2 separate regions of the Homo sapiens genome follow, and region 1 is linked to region 2. A link is a loop called in an ENCODE intact Hi-C map of the cell type or tissue named here. Cell type or tissue: mammary epithelial cell. All regions are shown on one strand. Each heading gives the region's core, and the rest is flanking DNA. Links, peaks and the distances in the headings are about the cores only. Region 1 has its middle 100 kb from the start of AOAH-IT1. Region 2 holds the start of AOAH-IT1 (AOAH intronic transcript 1).

Region 1 (8,885 bases), core at 3,724-6,223, 100 kb before region 2:
TTAATTTTTACATAGATATGATATAGAGGTAAATATTCATTAAAAACATCTGGTTGTTCCAATAGCATTTATTGAAAACACTTTTCTTTTCCCTTGCTTTCTTTGGCACCTTTGTAAAAGAATCAAAGAACCATATAAATGAGGTGTTTCTGGGCACCCTATTCTGCTTCCATTGAGTTAGTTGTGTGTCTCGATGTCAGTAACACTGTCTTGACTATTATAATTATATTACACATTTTAAGTCAGGTACTGAAACATCTCTACATTTTCTTTCTTTCTTTCCCCCAAAATTGCTTTGGCTAACTTAGGTTCTTTGTATTTCTCTGTATATTTTAGAATCAGCTTCAATTTAAAAAAAGCCTCTGGGATTATATTTAGGATTATATTTAATCTATAGATCAATTTTAGTAGAACTGACAACATTGAGCATTTAAATTTAGGAATACGGTATTAATGTAGATACATCCATTTATTTAGGTCTCTTAAACTTTCTTTCAGCAACATATGTTTTCTTTGTCTTTTTTTTTTTTTTTTTTTTTTTTTTGAGACAGAGTCTCCCTCTGTCATTCAGGCTGGAGTGGAGTGGCGCAACCTTAGCTCACTGCAACCTCTGCCTCCCTGGTTCAAGCAATTCTCTTGCCTCAGCCTCCCGAGTAGCTGGGATTACAAGTGCCCGCCACCATGCCCAGCTAATTTTTGTATTTTTAGTAGAGATGGGGTTTCACTATGTTGGCCAGGCTGGTCTCAAACTCCTGAACTCAGGTGATCCACTTGCCTTGGCCACCCAAAGTGCTGGGATTACAGGCGTAAGCCAGAGCACCTAGCCAGTTTTCAATATAGAGGTTTTACATGTCTTTTGTCAGTTTACTCCAAAGTATTTAGTGCCTTATGATATCATTTTAAGTGAAATTTTTAAGAAAATACACTTTCCAATTGTCTGGGCTGCAGTATGTAAAAATTACAGCTTTTAGCAGAATATAATTTTATTTTTATTAGAGAACTTCTTTTTTAGAAGCATAGACATTGCAGATTGTATAGGCAGCCATGGATAAAATTTAGTCCTTCAAATAAAATTCTAGCCTGAAGGTTAACAAGAATTGGATGACAGCTGCACATAGCCTGAATTCACATGGCTGGGCTTTTTTTTTTCTGCCTCTAATGCAGTGCACCATTGCAGCCTTTTTTTTTTCCCCCAGTGGACTCCTCCACTATCAACTTTCTTCCCCAGAGGAGTGGTACATTATTTGCTACAATCAATGAACCTACATTGACACATCATTATCACCCAAAGCCCAAATATTTTCTTTATGTTTCGTTTTCTTCAGTTTGAGTATGATATGCCTAAGTGTAGATTTTTTGACACGTTTATCCCTCCTTGGTGTTCTCTGAACTTCTTGGATCTGTGGTTTGGTGTCTGACATTAATTTGGGAATATTTGTCATTTTTGCATCAAATATTTCTTCTGTTCCTTACTCTTTTTCTTCTCTTTGTATTCCCACTGTAACTTATGTACAGTTCTTGGATATTCTGTTCCAGTTTCCACCCCCCACTTTCTCTTTTCAGTTTGGGAAGCTTCTGTTGACATATCCTCAAGCTCAGACGTTCTTTCCTCAGCTGTGTCTAGTCTACTAATGAGTCCATCAAAGGCATTCTTCCTGTTACATGTTTTTTATTTCTAGCATGTCTTTTTGATTCTTTCTTAGAATTTGTATCTCCTTGATTACATTGCCCATGTTTTTTTATTTAATTTTTAATTTTTAATGGGTATATAGTAGGTATATATATTTTTATATATATGCTTTCTATTACATGTTTTTTAATTCTAGCTTGTCTTTCTGATTCTTTCTTAGAATTTCTATCTCCTTAATTACATTGCCCATCTGTTTTTTTTTAAATTTTTAGTTTTTAGTGGGTACATGGTAGGTATATATATTTATGGGGCATATGAGAAATTTCGATACAGGCATACAAGGCATAATAATCACATCAAGGTAAATGGGTATCCATCGTCTCAAGCATTTATTATTTCTTTGCATTATAAACATTCCAATTATACTCTTCTAGTTATTTAAAAATATATAATAAATTATTATTGACTGTAGACACTCTGTTGTGCTACCAAATACTAGATTTTTTTTTTTTTTGAAATAGAGTCTTGCTCTGTCGCCCAGGCTGGAGTGCAGTGGTGTGATCTTGGCTCACTGCAACTTCTGCCTCACGGGTTCAAGTGATTCTCCTGCCTCAGCCTCCTGAGTAGCTGGGATTACAGGCATGCATCAACATGCTCAGGTAATTTTTGTATTTTTAGTAGAGATGGGGTTTTGCCATGTTGTCCAGGCTGGTCTCGAACTTCCAACCTCAAGGTATCCACCCACCTTGGCCTCTCAAACTGCTGGAATTATAGGTGTGAGCCACCACGCCTAGCCCCAAATACTAGATCTTATTTCTTCTATCTAACTTTTTTTTTGTACGCATTAGTCATCCCCACTTTCTTCCCCTCCACTGTGCCTAGGCTCTGGTAACCATCATTCTACTCTCTGTCTTCATGAGTTCAATTGTTTTAATTTTTAGCTTCTACAAATGAATGAGAACATGTGACATTTGTCTTTCTGTGCCTGGCTTATTTCACTTAACATAAAGACCTCCAGTTCCATCCATGTTGTGGCAAGTGGCAGCATCTTGTTCCTTTTTATGGCTGAATAGTGCTCCATTGTGTATATGTAACCACATTTTCTTTATCCATTCATCTGTTGATAGACACTTATGTTGCTTCCAAATCTTGGCTGTTATGAATAGTGCTGCAAAACATGGGAGTGCAGATATTGCTTTGATATATTGATTTCCTTTTTTGGGGTATATACTTAGCAGTGAATTGCTGGATTATATGATAGCCCTATTTTTAGCTTTATGAGGAACCTCCAAACTGTTCTCCATAGTGGTTGTACTAATTTACATTCCCCCAAACAGTGTACAAGGATTCCCTTTTTTCCACATCCTCGCCAACATTTGTTATTGCTTTTGGATATAAGCCATTTTAACTGAGGTGAGATGATACCTCTTTGTAGTTTTGATTTGCATTTCTTTGATGATCTGTGATGTTAAGCACCTTTTCAGATGCCTGTTTGCCATCTGTATGTCTTCTTTGGAGAAATGTCTGTTCAGATCCTTTGCCCATATTTAAGTTGGAGTATTAGAATATTTTCCTGTAGAATTGTTTGAGCTCCTTATATATTCTGGTTATTAATCTCTTGTCAGATGGATAATTTGCAAATATTTTCTCCCATACTGTGGGTTGTCTCTTTTCTTTGTTGATTGTTTCTTCTTCTTCTTCTTCTTTTTTTTTTTTTTTTTTTTTTGAGACAGAATCTTACTCCATTACCCAGGCTGGAGGGTAGTGGCATAATCTTGGCTTACTGCCACCTCCGCCTCCCGGATTCAAGCGATTCTCGGGCCTCAGCCACCTGAATAGCTGGAATTACAGGTGCACACCACCACACCTGGCTAATTTTTGTATTTTTAATAGAGACAGGGTTTCACCATATTGGCCAGGCTGGTCTTGAACTCCTGACCTCAGGTGATCTGCCCATTTCAGCCTCCTAAAGTGCTGGGATTACAGTTGCGAGGCACCATGCCTAGTCTGTTGTTTCCTTTGCTATGCAGAAACTTTTTAACTTGATGTGATCCCATTTGTCTGTTTTTGCTTTGGTCGCCTGTGCTTGTGGGGTATACTCAAGAAATCTTTGCCCAGATCAATGTCCTGGAGAGTTTCCTCATTGTTTTCTTTTAGTAGTTTCATAGATTGAGGTCTTCTGCATATGGATATCCACTTACCCATCTGTTCTTACATGTTGTCCATTAGAGCCCTTAGCATACTCTTCATAATTATTTTAAATTCCTAGTGTAATAGCTCCAACACCCCTGTCATATCTGAATGTGCTCTGATGCTTGCTCTGTCTTTTCAAACTGTTTTTGCCTGTTAGTGTGCCTTGCACTTTTCTGTTGAAAGCCAGTCATGACATATCTAGTACTACTTCCATTGGGCCAGGCATGGTGGCTCACACCTGTCATCCCAGCACGCCTGACATCCCAGCTGAGGAGGGAGGATCGCTTGAGGCTAGGAGTTCAAGACCAGCCTGGGCAACAGAGTGCGGCCCCGTCTCTACAAAAACAAAACAAAACGAAACACCCCCACCCCCCACTTACACTGGATGTTTCTGCTTCTGGGATTCCACTTCAGTGAGTTGGAATTCTCTGTACCTTCCTCTCTCTCCAGTGCTTGGGAAATGGTTTGCCCCGTGACTTCAAATCTCTGGCAGATCTAAGAAGGGTTGTTGATTTTTCAGCCTGTCCAGGCTTTTTCTTGTTAGGATGGAGTGACAACTTTCAAACTCACTACATGCTGGATCAGAAAACAGAAACCTCTCAGTGTAATTTCAAATTACATTTATCTAATTATAAGTGAAGTTAAACAGATTTTTATATTTTTTATGTGTAAGGTGCCTTTGATTCTATTTTCTCTTAACTTTAGCCATTCATATCTTCTGCCAATTTAAAAACTGAATTGTTAGCTTTTTCCTTCTTGCTTTTTAAGAACTCTTCATGTCCTGGGGAGATTAGCTCTTCGTCTGTGAAATGGGGTGTGTGTCCCCCCATTTTGCCACTTGTCTTTTGACTCTGCTTACAGTATGTTTTCAACGTACAAAAACTTTTACTTTTAAGAAGTCAATTTATCAACATTTACATGGTTTCTGGGCTGGGTGCAGTGACTCATGCTTATAATCCCAGCACTTTGGGAGGCTGAGGCGGGTGGATCACTTTTAGCTTAGGAATTTGAGACAAGCCTGGGCAACATGGTGAAACCCCATCTCTACAAAAAATACAAAAATTAGGTGGGCGTTGGTGGTTTGCACCTGTAGTCCCAGCTACTCAGGAGGCTGAGGCTGGAGAATCACTTGAGCCTGGGAAGCGGAAGTTGGAGCGAGCCAAGATCTCACCACTGCACTCCAGCCTGGGCGAAAGAGTGGGAACCCATCTTGAAACAAACAAACAAACAACAAACAAAAAATGGTTTCTGGGTCCTGAGTCAGGCATGAATTCTAAAAGAGTTTGGAAATGCATAATGATAAAGAGGAATTATTTTATTATTATTATTTAAAACACCGTTTGCCATAATTGCTCTGTCTCCCAAGGGAGTGGCATACTTTCCCTCCAGAGCAGAGTTTTTGGCAACCCCTCCTTGCCCCTACTAATGAATCATTTAATGTGAAAAGAGAGCCCTCAGAGGAACAACATAATGAGAAAAGACACAATTTACTCTGCACAATGATAAAGAATGTGTAAGTTTCAAGGAGTACCTCCCTTAGGGCTTCAAGGGAGGAGTGGAGGGAGAGGAGGAGCAATGAGCAGTGTCGTGGGGCCAGCTGCAGAGGAGGGGCCCCGTGGAAAATCCCGGGGTGGGGCACTAAAAGGCAGGGACGTGTGACTGACTTCCAGTTTTAGGTCATGTGCTACTCTGTGCTACAGGATAACTTTCTGCATTATTCCCAAACCATCATTAAATATGCACTGGCACAGCAAACAAGAAGAAAATGGGATGAGGTATGGTCAAGAAAGCAGAAGAGGACAAATGTGGTGGCTCACCCTGTATTCCCAGCATTTTGGGAGGCCGAGGCTGGAAGATCAATTGAACCCAGGAGTCAGACACCAGCCTGGGCAACATAAAGAGAACCGGTCTCTACAAAGCTATAAAGAAAAGTTAGCTGGAGGTGGTAGTGTATGACTGTAGTCCCCGTTACTCGGGAGGCTGAGGCAGGAGGATTCCTTGAGCCAGGGGATGGGGGATGGGGTTCGAGGCAGCAGTGTGCTGTGATTGTGCCACTTCACTCCAGAAAGAAATAAAGCAGAAGAAAGCTAAAGTGGATTTCTAGCAAGGAAGATAAGAAAGTGCAGTTTGGGTCTGACTCAGGAGTAATTGTGAGACAATTCCTTTCCCCCAAATAGCCCAGAGCAGTGGTTTGCCACCTTAGCTGCACAAGAGAATCACCCAGGGGAGCACTTTGGAACCACAGAAGCCTAGGATTTCACCAGGCCAATTAAATTCAATGCTCTTTGGGTGTGGCCCAGGCATCAGGAGAGTTTTGAAAGTTCCCGGGTTATTCCAATGTACAGCCACAATTGAAAACCACTGTCTAGATCAGTGCTTCTCCAACTTTAACGTGCAAACAAATCACTGAAGGATACTGTTTAAATGCAAATTATGATTTAGTAGTAGGCAGGCCCGATATTTTGCATTTTTAACAAACTTCCAGGTGATGCTGGTCTGATGACCACATTTTGAGTAGCAAGGGATAGAGGTAGCTGACATGTGGGTTCCACATATTGTCAAATTGGCGTCCAGAAGGTTCTAATTTACACTTGTAGAGATTGCTACTTGTCCTTCTGTATCTATCCTCCCTTCTCTCCTGGTAATAGAACTGCCTATTTTCAGTTACCCGCTTGGCTAGACAAACATTTTTAGCTTTCTTTAAAGCTGCATGGCCACGGGACTGAGCTGGGCCTCCTGGGGTGCAAGCGGAAGTTGCATCCTCAAGGAAGAAAGAGTGGCCTTTCCTCTCCCCTTCCCTCTTCCTGCTGGCTCAAATGCAGTCCTGGTGGTGTTGCTTGGGAGGCTGTCTTGAATCACAAAATAGAAGTTATATGCTGAAGGTGGCGGCAGCAGAGAGAAGTGTGTTCGGAATTGGTTCCTTCTGGTGGGTTCTTGGTCTCGTTGACTTCAGGAGTGAAGCCGCAGACCTCTGCGGTGAGTGTTACAGCTCATAAAGGTAGTGTGGACCCAAAGAGTGAGCAGCAGCAAGATTTATTGTGAAGAGCAAAAGAACAAAGCTTCCATAGCATGGAAGGGGACCCAAGTGGGTTGCTGCTGCTGGCTCGGGTGGCCAGCTTTTATTCCCTTATTTGGCCCCGCCCACATCCTGCTGATTGATCTATTTTACAGAGTGATTATTGATGCATTTACAGTGCTTTAGCTAGACACAGAATGCTGATTGGTGCGTTTTTACAGAGTGCTGATTGGTGTGTTTACAAACCTTTAGCTAGACAGAAAAGTTCTCCAAGTCCCCTGACCCAGAAGCCCTGCTGGCTTCACCTCTCAATCCCCCCTCTAAGCAGGACACCCCAACTGCTGTTGGGAATTGGGCAATGACCGTTCTAGCTACTTCCTGCTGGATAGGGGCAAAGAAGGGGCCCTGCAGCTGTAGTACCCTCCAGAGGGGAACTCTTTAGGCCAGTGAAAGGGCCAGTGGGTTGGTCCAGGGGTGCTTGGTAGAAGTTATTAGTTGAGCTCATTTGGGGTTCCATTTGTAAGACCATCTGTAGCTTGATGGCCTCAATCCTAGAGGAAATAAATTTGACAAGGAGGTTAAAAATACAGTGCCCAAAGGCAAGTAATAGCAGGATGGCTGTCACAGGACCTAGAAAGGGGAGAAGCCATGTTGCCCAACTCCAGAGGTTGGTATAAGAGTTTGAAAGGCATTGTCTGATTTCAGAAGCCTTTTCCTGTAAATGCCGGTTGGCATCTCATACTATCCCTGACTGGTTAGTGTAAAAACAACACTCTTCCCCTAAGAAGGTGCAGAGTCCTCCTTTCTCAGCAGTGAGGAGGTCTAGGCCTTGGCGGTTTTGGAGAGTCACTGCTGCCAAAGAGTCTATTTGGGATTGTGGAGTAAGGATAGACTTCGTTATTTCTTGCAAACTGTCTGAGAAATCCTTTAAGAGTGTTTGTTAGTAGGATAATACATGTTACACTGTTAACTTTTAGCAAACTTTACTTTAGTTGAAAACCTTGTAAGTTTGGGATTTTAATTTTTCTTTGCTATTAATAAAACCTCTTTCAGTCCATATTAACTTAGAATTGGTATAGATGGCTCCTTCCTGATTCTGTAAGTACTTTAAGGTTTGGCTGAGTGCAAACAACTCACACATTTGAGCAGACCAATTATTAGGCAATTTTCCTAACTCTGCTTTTATAAGTTTCTTTATCATTTACTGAATACCCATTGTGTCTTTTTTCCTCAATCACTTGGGAGGAACCATCTATTGTCCTGTCCTGAAGGGAGTTCCTCCTAGGTCTGGTCAGACCTTTGTATGGTTATTAGTTAAGATTTAGATCCCCTGTTAGGAAAGCTGCTGGGTTAAGGATTTTTGATAGGAAGGCTATGGGTTGTCAGTGGCCTCAGTGCTTTTGGGCTACACCCTTGTTTACACTGACAACAAGGTGGTATTGGAGTGTTATAGTGTCATGAAGAAGACCTTCAATGATCAATTAAAGGTTTTAAATTTACCCTGGCTTTTAAAGGAATAGGGTACACTGTTTTTTCCTTACTACTTCCATCTCTCTTTCTTTCTCTTTGACTTCTTGTCTGTCTCTTTCTCTCTTTCTCTCTGACTCCCTCTTTGTATCTTCCTCTCTTTCTTTGACTTTCTGTCTCTCTCTCTCTTTCTCTCTTTCTGACTTCCTCTTTGTCTCTGTCTCTTCCTCTCTCTCTCTTTCTGACTTTCTGTCTCTTTCTCTCTTTCCTTTCTGCTGGTCTTTCCCTGCCTCTGCCAGCCACTTATGCTGCTGTTCTTCCCTCTCCATCCCCTTTTGATGGCTTTGGCAGTGTAAGACTGCCACCTCTTTGAGTTTTGCACTGCATGCAATAACTCCATCGTTTCCTTGTGATATTTAATGGGGGTTCCCCCAGAAGTTAGGAACTCCCCTTTTTTCCATATTGCAGCATGGGCATGTAGGATTAGATAAGCATACTTATGATCTGTAGCAAAGTCTCCCAATTACAACTGAGGAGGTGGGAGAAATACCTGGTTACAGGCCATCCCAGGACTCCTCA
Region 2 (8,885 bases), core at 3,126-5,625:
AGACATGAACCCCTTTACTATGTTTACTTTCAAAATAATTCCTAGAACAAACAAATGTGTTCAAACGCAGCAGCAGTCATCCCATGATATCCTGTATATTTTCTGTGGGTCTCTGAGCTTCCTCTGCTCCTCCTTCTTCAATTGCCTCCTCCTTCCACACATGCCACGAAACCTCCATCCTTATTCTTATCCTAAGTGTGATTTCCAGCACGGTAGGGGCTGGAAGAGGGAGGAGTTGGTCAGGAAGTATGGCGTCCTGGGATGCACCTGTATTAATGATGATTTATCCTCTTTAAAAACCAGAAACAACCCCATAGAAAGAAAGCTCCCAGTAAATCTCAGAGGACCATGCAGTCTCAGTGACAGGTACTTTGTCACCCCTTAGCATTCAGCACCCACCACTTTCTGCTCGAGACTCCACCATTACTGTGACTCAGCTATTATCTGTTTGAGTTTCTATTTCTCCTGCCACTACAAAGCAAAACTTTTCTCTGTGTTTTATCTTATTTTTCCCTACATCTTTCTGCTTACAATGTGTGTTTACTGTAGGATGAGAATATTCATTCTGCCAGACAAGACAAGAAAAACAAATAGAATGGATGAAACTCACAAGATATGTTTAGCAGAGATAGTGAGTAAGCAAGTGGCTTGCGAGATGCAGGCAGAATTTATGAGCTGTGTTGAGTCAGTAACCTGCAAAACACGTTGAAACTTACAAGAATGATATGGTTCTTTTCCACCCCACTCCCTCACCTTTTTCTCTGTCATCCGTGCAATGGCAACTCCAGACTTGGGAAACTGGATGAGGAACTAGGTTTCTGATTCTGTCTGGGACTGCTCTCCCTTTCACAGGAAGGAGTTAGACAAGAACTACGCAGGCATAGGCATACCCTCTGTAGCCTGGCACACTAAGGGAGGGGTAAATAATTCTGAAGTGTGCCAGCAAAGTAGAGAAAGGGCTTTGCTCTAGAAATCGGATGATCTGTCTTCTGCGTCTGGCTCTACAAATACAAAGAAGAAACACAAATCAAGAAAACTCCATGATTGGATCTGACACCACTGGAAATAAGTTCCATACCCCCGGCAACCCTCATTCTCGGTCAGGGGTGGGTGATGAACTTCTTGTCTTCAGTGGCGGAAGAGGGGATGTCGAGAGGAGGGGTAGGGTAGGTGGGAAAACGGCAGGCAATCCTGTCTTGGGAAGTGGGATCTCCATGTTGCTAACACTCTCCAAGCTCAGTTCTCTGTGGATTAATCTGAAGAAATGGGACTCAGCTACCTGGGAGATTCCTGGAATCCTTGCTGATATCTCAGAAACTAGTTAGTCTTGGAATCATCCCCATTAGGATTTCAGCTGGAGTGGACAGTGGCTGGTGCTGAATCACAACTGGGGCCAGGGTGAGTTTGTATTCCTCAGCGGGAGCCCTGGAAGGCCCAGGCAGACCAGGTCACTCGATGAACTTCAAAATATAGCAAACCTGTGCTTTCCTGGTTGAATGTTTTAGACTTCACTTCTGGTGTTAAGCCAAGGCTTTACTGTTATTAGTGTGCAAACTTGGGGAAGATGTATTTCAGTTTCAGTATCTCCAATGACTATAGAAATATCACCTTATTTACTTCAGCAAAACTGTGAGGAAGACCAAAAGACACAGTCAGAAGCAGGTTGACAAGTCAGAGCCCTACTATGTGAAGCATCATGTTTAGGGCAGACCACCTAGTGTCCCTTTCCAAGTGAACTGTCCCAGGTTTAAGAGGAGTGACATTTATTTGCCAGATAATAGAAAAGGTTTGAGCACACTAATAGAAGCCTTGGCATATTTTTTTTCCTTAGTAAATTTGGTAGATAAAAATGAAAAGTAGTGGCTATTAATAGCAAATGTTTTATAGACCCTAGCAAAAAGAGAATGTTTAAGTCCTATCACATTAAACACTAAAAGCCTTATTCACGCAACATTATATCCAAGATACTTCAGGCATTTGAGGCAGGAGGAATGCAAATTAAGATTTTCCTCATCAACTCCTGCTTATTCCTCTTGAGCATTTATGTTCTTAGGAAACTCGTTTTAAATGTACCTTAAATGTACATATGTGAAAAAGACTGAATATTTACCAAGAAAAATTTTCCAAACTTAAAGAGCGTGAGCAACCTAGTGAGTGTTAGATCACTACCGCATTGCTTCAAAATTTCTTCTGACCTTTATCAATGATAGATATTTATTTTTACAGCATAGTTGGCACATGTTTACTATTTTGTGTAATAGTTTCATTTAACGTTTCCCTGTGTGTGGGTATGTGTGTGTGTATTTCCATGCATCGAGAAAGCCCACTGGTTCCCATTTTTGATGGATATTTAGTAAATACAATAATTCGAATTTGGTAATATTTTAAGCCCTAATGTCAGCAAGCAATTGATGTTCTTAAAGCTTTGTTGTGTGGGAGAAAGAGAGTAATGACACCAATCCCTCATTCATCTGATTCTGCCAGTCTTCCAGCAAAGCAGGGAGTATCCTCAGTGCCTTTCCTTCACTGTTTACATTTGGGCTCTCTCCATCCTGCACTGCTGTGGACAATCTACACAGTATATTCCCTTTTCTATTACATGTACCTGCATTAGACCTGAATGGATTATTTTCAAACAGTACAAAGTCACTTGGAGGAATCTAAGTAACTGCTGTTGGAAAAAGATAAAAAATGTCATCACCAGTTAAATAAGCATTGTTTTATCCATTCCCCAGAATTAAAGTCTCAAAGCAGATGGGGGATTGTTACTTTACCAAAAAAAGAAAATAGCTCTTGGGTTGGTATTTTTAATAACGCTGGAGAGTTTCAAGGCCCGGGAATCAAAGACAAGGGCTACCTGCTTAGCGTTGGAACCATGGGTCTCCCAGTTCCGCTAGTTGGCTCCTCCTCCGTCTGTCCTGCAGTGGCGCTTGCAGAAGGTAAGCAGGGTTCCTCCTGCTTTCTGCCTCTCAGTCCCACCGTGCCACCACACTGCCTCCCATCTGCTCAGGTCCCCACCGCTCCCATTACCTTAGTGCCTTTCTTGTGGGAGCACCACATTATGCAACTTTCAGAGCCTTCCTTGGCTTTCACACACACTTTCCTGCCAGACTCCCATTTCTGTAGCCTCTGCTGCATGAATCTGTCCTACAAATAAATGTCTAACCTACTCATGATGCTTGGATGTGCTGTTTCCCAGATAACTTGCATTAAGCGAGAGTGGGGAAGAGAACTAATGCGGGGTTCCCCTTATGTGCCAGGCACTGAGACAGGAAAAACTTGCACAAATTGTTCAATTCAATTACACAACTCTGTGAGGCAGCCTTCCTCCCTCCTCTCCTCCCTCTCTCCCTTCTACAAACACTTTAGAGCAACTACCATGTATCAGATTGGATATTCCCTCTAATAAAGAACAAGTATTCACACCTCAGACAAACAGCAGCAAATTAAATGACCAACCCTTAACCCAGTGAGAGGCTCTGGGAGGGCCCCTCTTATGATGAGCACCTTCCCTTGTTGATTCAGGCCCCTGGAGGACTTCTGTGTTTTCTGTTGTTGAAAGAATCCCTTATGCAAGGCAGCGCAGGGCCCAGGACTGCTCTGGTCTGAACTCAGATATGTCTGGCCTGACATATCCCGGGGAAAGGCCCCCGGGAGACGGCGCACACCACTGCTTGGGATGACTTGCCAAGGTCATAGATCTGGTAAATAGTAGGGCTGGGATTTGAGCCCAGGTTCTGGTGGAACAAGAAAGGGAGAGGTGTAGAGCAGGCCGGGTCAGCACCATCCTCAGCTTCCCATAGCCCACTTGTATCTGGTCCTTGCTTTGCCCCCAAGCTGCCAAATCCCATAAAATCACAAAATGGGCCAAGCTGGGCTAGATAGTCCTTGAACGTGAGGCTTCCTGGTTGCCTGTTTAGGGGGCAGTCTCCCAGATACTGCTTTGGGTGAAAAGTTCTGAAGTCCACAGATGATTTGAGAGCTGCCGCCATCTTTTCCTTCTCTCTTTCTCTTGTATGGAGACCGTGTCTAATTTATGAAGAGTGCAGAATGAATATTTTGGGGAAAAATACTGAAACCATATGTGACCCTACACAGAAACCCCCACACACCCTACTCTTCTGCACCCAGGGCCTGTCTGGCCTGACATACCCAGGGGAAAGGCCCCCGGGAGATGGCGCACACCACTGCTCTGGAGGTCTGCCTTCCAGTGGGGTCTGGCAGAGGAAGTTCTGGGAGAATAGAGAGAGGATATATCATCTGGTTTCTGCCTCTGTCATCTCAGGCTTAACTAGATTAGGTAGCACAGTTCTCATAAACTAAGGCTTTAATATAGACAACTTCAAGAAAGTAATTTAACTCTGTGCATTTGATTTGTAAACCTTATAATCTCCCGTGTGTGAGATGAGTCTCATATTGAGGGAAAGTCCCTGTGGCCCTATGATTCATTATACACACAGAGGCACACAGAGGAAAAGAGGGAGGGAGAGGGGGGAAGGGGAGGGAGAGAGAGAGAAACATCAGGCACCAGACTGTGCTGGGCACTCTGTTGGACTCCATACCAGGCAGCTGTGGGCTCCTTCTTCATGGGACTCACCGTCTAGAGGAGCACAGACAATAAACACTTCCCATCTGGGTAACCTGGAAGTCTTTCCTTAATCCTTCTGTGCTTCAGTTTCATTACCAATAAAAATAGCTTAATAATAGTACCTATCTCATTGGGTGGTTGAGAGAATTAAAAAAGATAATCTATGCATGACGTTTAGACTTGTAAGAGCTCAATAAATGTTAGTAGCATTAAGGGCAGTCCAGAGTACTGTGTCAGCACATAGAAGGGACATCTGCCCCACATGTGGGGCTTTCAAGAAAGGAGTCTTGAAGGAAGTCTTATCTAACGTGTGAGTCCTGGAAGGCTAGGAAGAGAGAACCAAGCACAGAGGGGCCAGGGGGAAATAGTTCCAGTATTGCTAACACCGCATGCAAAACCTCAGGGCTAAATTCATCATATCATATCCAAAGGAGACCAACAAACACCAAGTATTACAGTTACACATTTTCATGTAACAGGTAATCCCCAAATTTAGTGACTTAAAATGTACTACACACCAGCAGATCAGTAGCAATAACTACTCAGCACCTGGTACGATGCTTATTCGATGCACATTCAACTTCAGCGAAATAAGTCACTTTCAGGGAAAAAGTAGAGCCTTTCCTCTTTGACCCTCTGCCAGTACAAAAGCTTATGGGGGCAGTGAATAAACAATCAAATAAAAAATTCTAGCAAAATATGACAAGTAAATACAAAGAGGACAAAATGGCAAATAACACTCCATGTTTCATCATTTTGCTTGAATGCAGCTCTTTTTATTTATTTATTTTTACCTTGTCAGCTCCTCTTAGTTTCTTTCTTTTCCTTTTCTATTATTTATTACTTAAGCTCTAACCCTATGATTTATTTATTCAATGAATGAGTCGAGGGATGCATTTCTCTCACTGCCGCATACCAAATGAGAACGCATTGTACAGTTAAACTCTTTCTACTGAATTCCCTTCCTTCCATTGTTTTTTTTTTTTTTCATCCCCTAGGGTGATTGAACTTTTTTTTAGATACATAAAAGCAAGAAAACAAGAGTATAAAATATCCTCCTCATATGCAGAGATAACCACAAATCAATTCTTTTCTAAGGCCATTGAAACAAATTCTTCCACAAACAGAAAAAAAAAAATTCCTCCAAGGGCCTGAAATGAGCACGAAGAGGTACACGTCCTCAAAGCTGACTCTTCTGATACCTTTGATTCTGTAAAAGTTTAGTCATTTCTACAACAGCCAGACTGCAATTTGTCTGGGATGTGGGTAGTTTTTCTTTTTTGGGGGTAATAACTGGAATTTGATACCAGAAGAAGTCCAAGGTCAAGTTACAGAGGGGAAAGTGGAGAAGACCTCACTGGGGCCACCTGCTCACCAGGACTGACCTGGGCTCTTGTTCCCCATGACCGTGATCATAAATGATGATCTCATTTTCTTTCTCTCCGCTCTTTCACTTTATACCAAGAGGCTGTCCCAAAACCTTGCCATTCCACCCCTCTGGGCATACACATCTGCTGGCCCTGGGTGACTGCAGCAACCTCTGGCCAGGGGCCCTGCTTCCTCACTCTCTTCCTACATCTTCAGTAGTGTTTCCCAGAATCTCACAGGGAGCTTCTTTAAAGTACAGATCCTGATTGGGTAGGTTTGTGGTGGGGCCCTAGTATCTCATTTTGAATAAGTGCCCTACCTGACTGCAATGACTGGCCATGTAGGGAAACCCTAATCTGCAGGCTACTGTAGCTATTCAATGTCATCCTCCACCACAAGGAACCTCCATGTCCCCAACCTCTCCTGACAGCCCTCCTCTCCCACCCCCGTCAACAATCTGGGTCCCCTGAACCTACCCCTATCCCCGCAGACCTCCAGGTCTCACCACAAGCTCTTCCTCCAGCTCCACTGTCTTGACTGCTCAGTTGCTAATCAACAGACAAGGGTTGGTTACATCTGGACTTCCTCTCAGAGCCTTCCTCGCCTGCCCCGGCCTTTCTCTCTTAGGTGTCCTCTTCTAGGTCTCATGGTAGCTTGTGCATGCCTAGCTGACTGCACCTAACCCTCTAGCACTAGGGCAGAGGCTGGCAAACTTTTTCTGTAAAGGAATAGACAGTAAATATTTCAGGTTTGCAGGCCGTTTGGTCTCTGTTGTGACTGCTCAGTTCTGCTGTTGTCATAGACAATATGTAAGTGAACGGGCATCGCTGTGTTCCAATGAAACTTAGTTTACAAAAGCAGGGAGGGCAGTGTCTGACCCAAGGGCCATAGTTTTCTGACCTCTACTCTAGGATCCAACAGACTTAGTTTGTATCTGGGCTCCATGTTTAACCTTTTGTCAGTTAGCTAAACTTGCTAAGTCTCAGTTTCTTTATCTATAAAATACATATAATAGCAGAGTCATTTCAGTATTGTCTTAGTCCATTTCCTGCTATAGTCCATATTCTGCTATATTTTCTCTGTCTATATTCTGCTATAGCAAGATACCTTATAGTGTAATTTATAAACAACAGAAATTTATTGTTCACTGTTCATGGAGACTGGGAAGTTCAAGATCAAGGTGCTGGCAAATTTGGGTCTGGTGAAGGCCTCTGCTTCGTAAATGGTGCCTTGTTGCTGGATTCTCACATGGGGGCAAGGGAGCTCTTTTATAAGAGTACCAATCCCAGCCATGAGGATGGAGCCCTGATGACTTAATCCCTTCTCATCGGCCCCACCTCTTCATATTAACAGTGGGTATTAGTTCCAACATATGAATTTTGGGGGGACACCAACATTCAGACCATTGCAAGTATTAAATAAGATAATGTTAAATAGGATACTTGGTGTTTGGTAAGCACATGGTAATATTTGCTTTCTATTATTATTATTAATTATCGTGAGCTTATTTGTTTATCTTCCCAGCTAGACTTTACATTTTTTGAGGCTGAGCCGGTGCTTTTCACCTCCAGAGCCCCAGTTATCCACCTTTATCTATTTCTCTGTCTTTAATAATAGAACAGTGATAGTTGGGCATAGGGCTGCCCAGCCAGGGACTGCACTTCTTAGTCTCTGTTGCAGCCTGGTATGGCCATATGACTAAGCTCTGGACAATGGGGTGTGAGAAAGAAGTGATATTTGCCACCATCGTGCCAACTTCTCCCAAGGGATATGTGTGCCTTCACTTGGTCTTTTTTCTTCCCTCCAGGTGACAGGTGGCAGGATTACGGGCAGCTACCTCAGACCCCAGGATGGAAGCTGCATGTTGAGAATGACCTAACTTTCCCCCAGCCCTGGACTGCTTCCCTCTGGATTACTACATAAAAGGGAAACACTTCCATCTTAAGTCACCAAATTTGGGACTCTGTGACCACAGCTGAGCCCATATCCTGCTCTGTTAAGAAGAGCTGATGCATCCACTCATTCTTGTTGGCTCTGAAATATATGTTACCAACATGAGACCATGACCTCTTTGCTGCTTTCTGCTCCGCTTTCCTTTGAGCTCTTTAGCGGTCAGGCTTAGTGATGCTATCCTCAATTTCTGCCTCTGGAATCTTTGGACTTTGTACTTCATGCATGCTCTTCCTTATATTCCTGCAGGAATTAGGTCATCACTAATGACCTAATTTAGTGGTTTAGCTCATCACTGTGCCCTAACTCCCAACCATTTCCTTGAGTGGAAATTCTGTATGATTTCCCTAGGAAATCATATAGAAGCCAGTCTTGCCTCCTAGACGTTTGACTAGAGCTGGGCTGGATAATCTCTGCCTACTCCCACTCCTCCTAAGGAATTGCATGGAAGGAATTAGTTGAAAAAACAATGAATGAACAGTGTATGACAATTAATTCCAACCACCTAACATTATTTTTAAATGATGGAATTTTCTCTTTCCACATGCCAATGAACTTGAGATTCTAGGCGTTTCCCCTGTGATGAGTAATTTCATGAGCTCCATTTGATGGCTAAGGAATGTGGGGGAGAGTGAAGCAGGTGACAGACATAATTAACCAGGGGACAAGAGATTGTCCTCTAGTTGCAGCAGCAGGCTGGATAGCACAGGCATTGACTGACTCACACTGCCTCCTGATACAGAAGTCTTTATTTCATGTTCTGGCAGAGCAGGTATGTGGGCTGAGTAATTATAAATGCTTTTCAGAAGTATGGAGTTTAAAATAATTTCCTCTTGTAGTTTTCATAACAACTGGTGTTTGGCTTTTTACTTCTCTCAGTAGGCAGCAGGGCCAAGATGATGGATGTTCCCATGAGCCTGGGAGTGCACCCTACATGGCTGGCAGGTGAGAGACGCAGATTCTCACCTTGAGTAGGGAG

The links. Peaks named below come from ENCODE experiments on the same cell type or tissue, not always from the same donor. Only the 100,000 strongest peaks of a DNase experiment are listed, where the experiment ranks them.
Region 1: it touches region 2 in a loop (2.1-fold over the local background); 1 of 110 quality-filtered maps calls a loop at or near these places.

The regions. Positions count from the first base shown.
Region 1 is chr7:36,492,545-36,501,429 of GRCh38, forward strand. No RefSeq gene overlaps it. Among named protein-coding and RNA genes, the nearest start is that of AOAH-IT1, 100 kb to the right of the region's middle. In mammary epithelial cell, for the core only: no CTCF peak of the experiment used is centred there; DNase peaks (open chromatin) are centred at 4,897 and 5,407; H3K27ac peaks cover 1,933 bases.
Region 2 is chr7:36,596,882-36,605,766 of GRCh38, forward strand. All of the region lies in intron 11 of AOAH (acyloxyacyl hydrolase), which reads right to left. AOAH-IT1 (AOAH intronic transcript 1) reads right to left here and starts at 3,239. Exons shown (of 3, transcript NR_046764.1): 1 at 2,862-3,239; 2 at 1,280-1,425; 3 at 953-1,001. In mammary epithelial cell, for the core only: no CTCF peak of the experiment used is centred there; a DNase peak (open chromatin) is centred at 4,450; H3K27ac peaks cover 831 bases.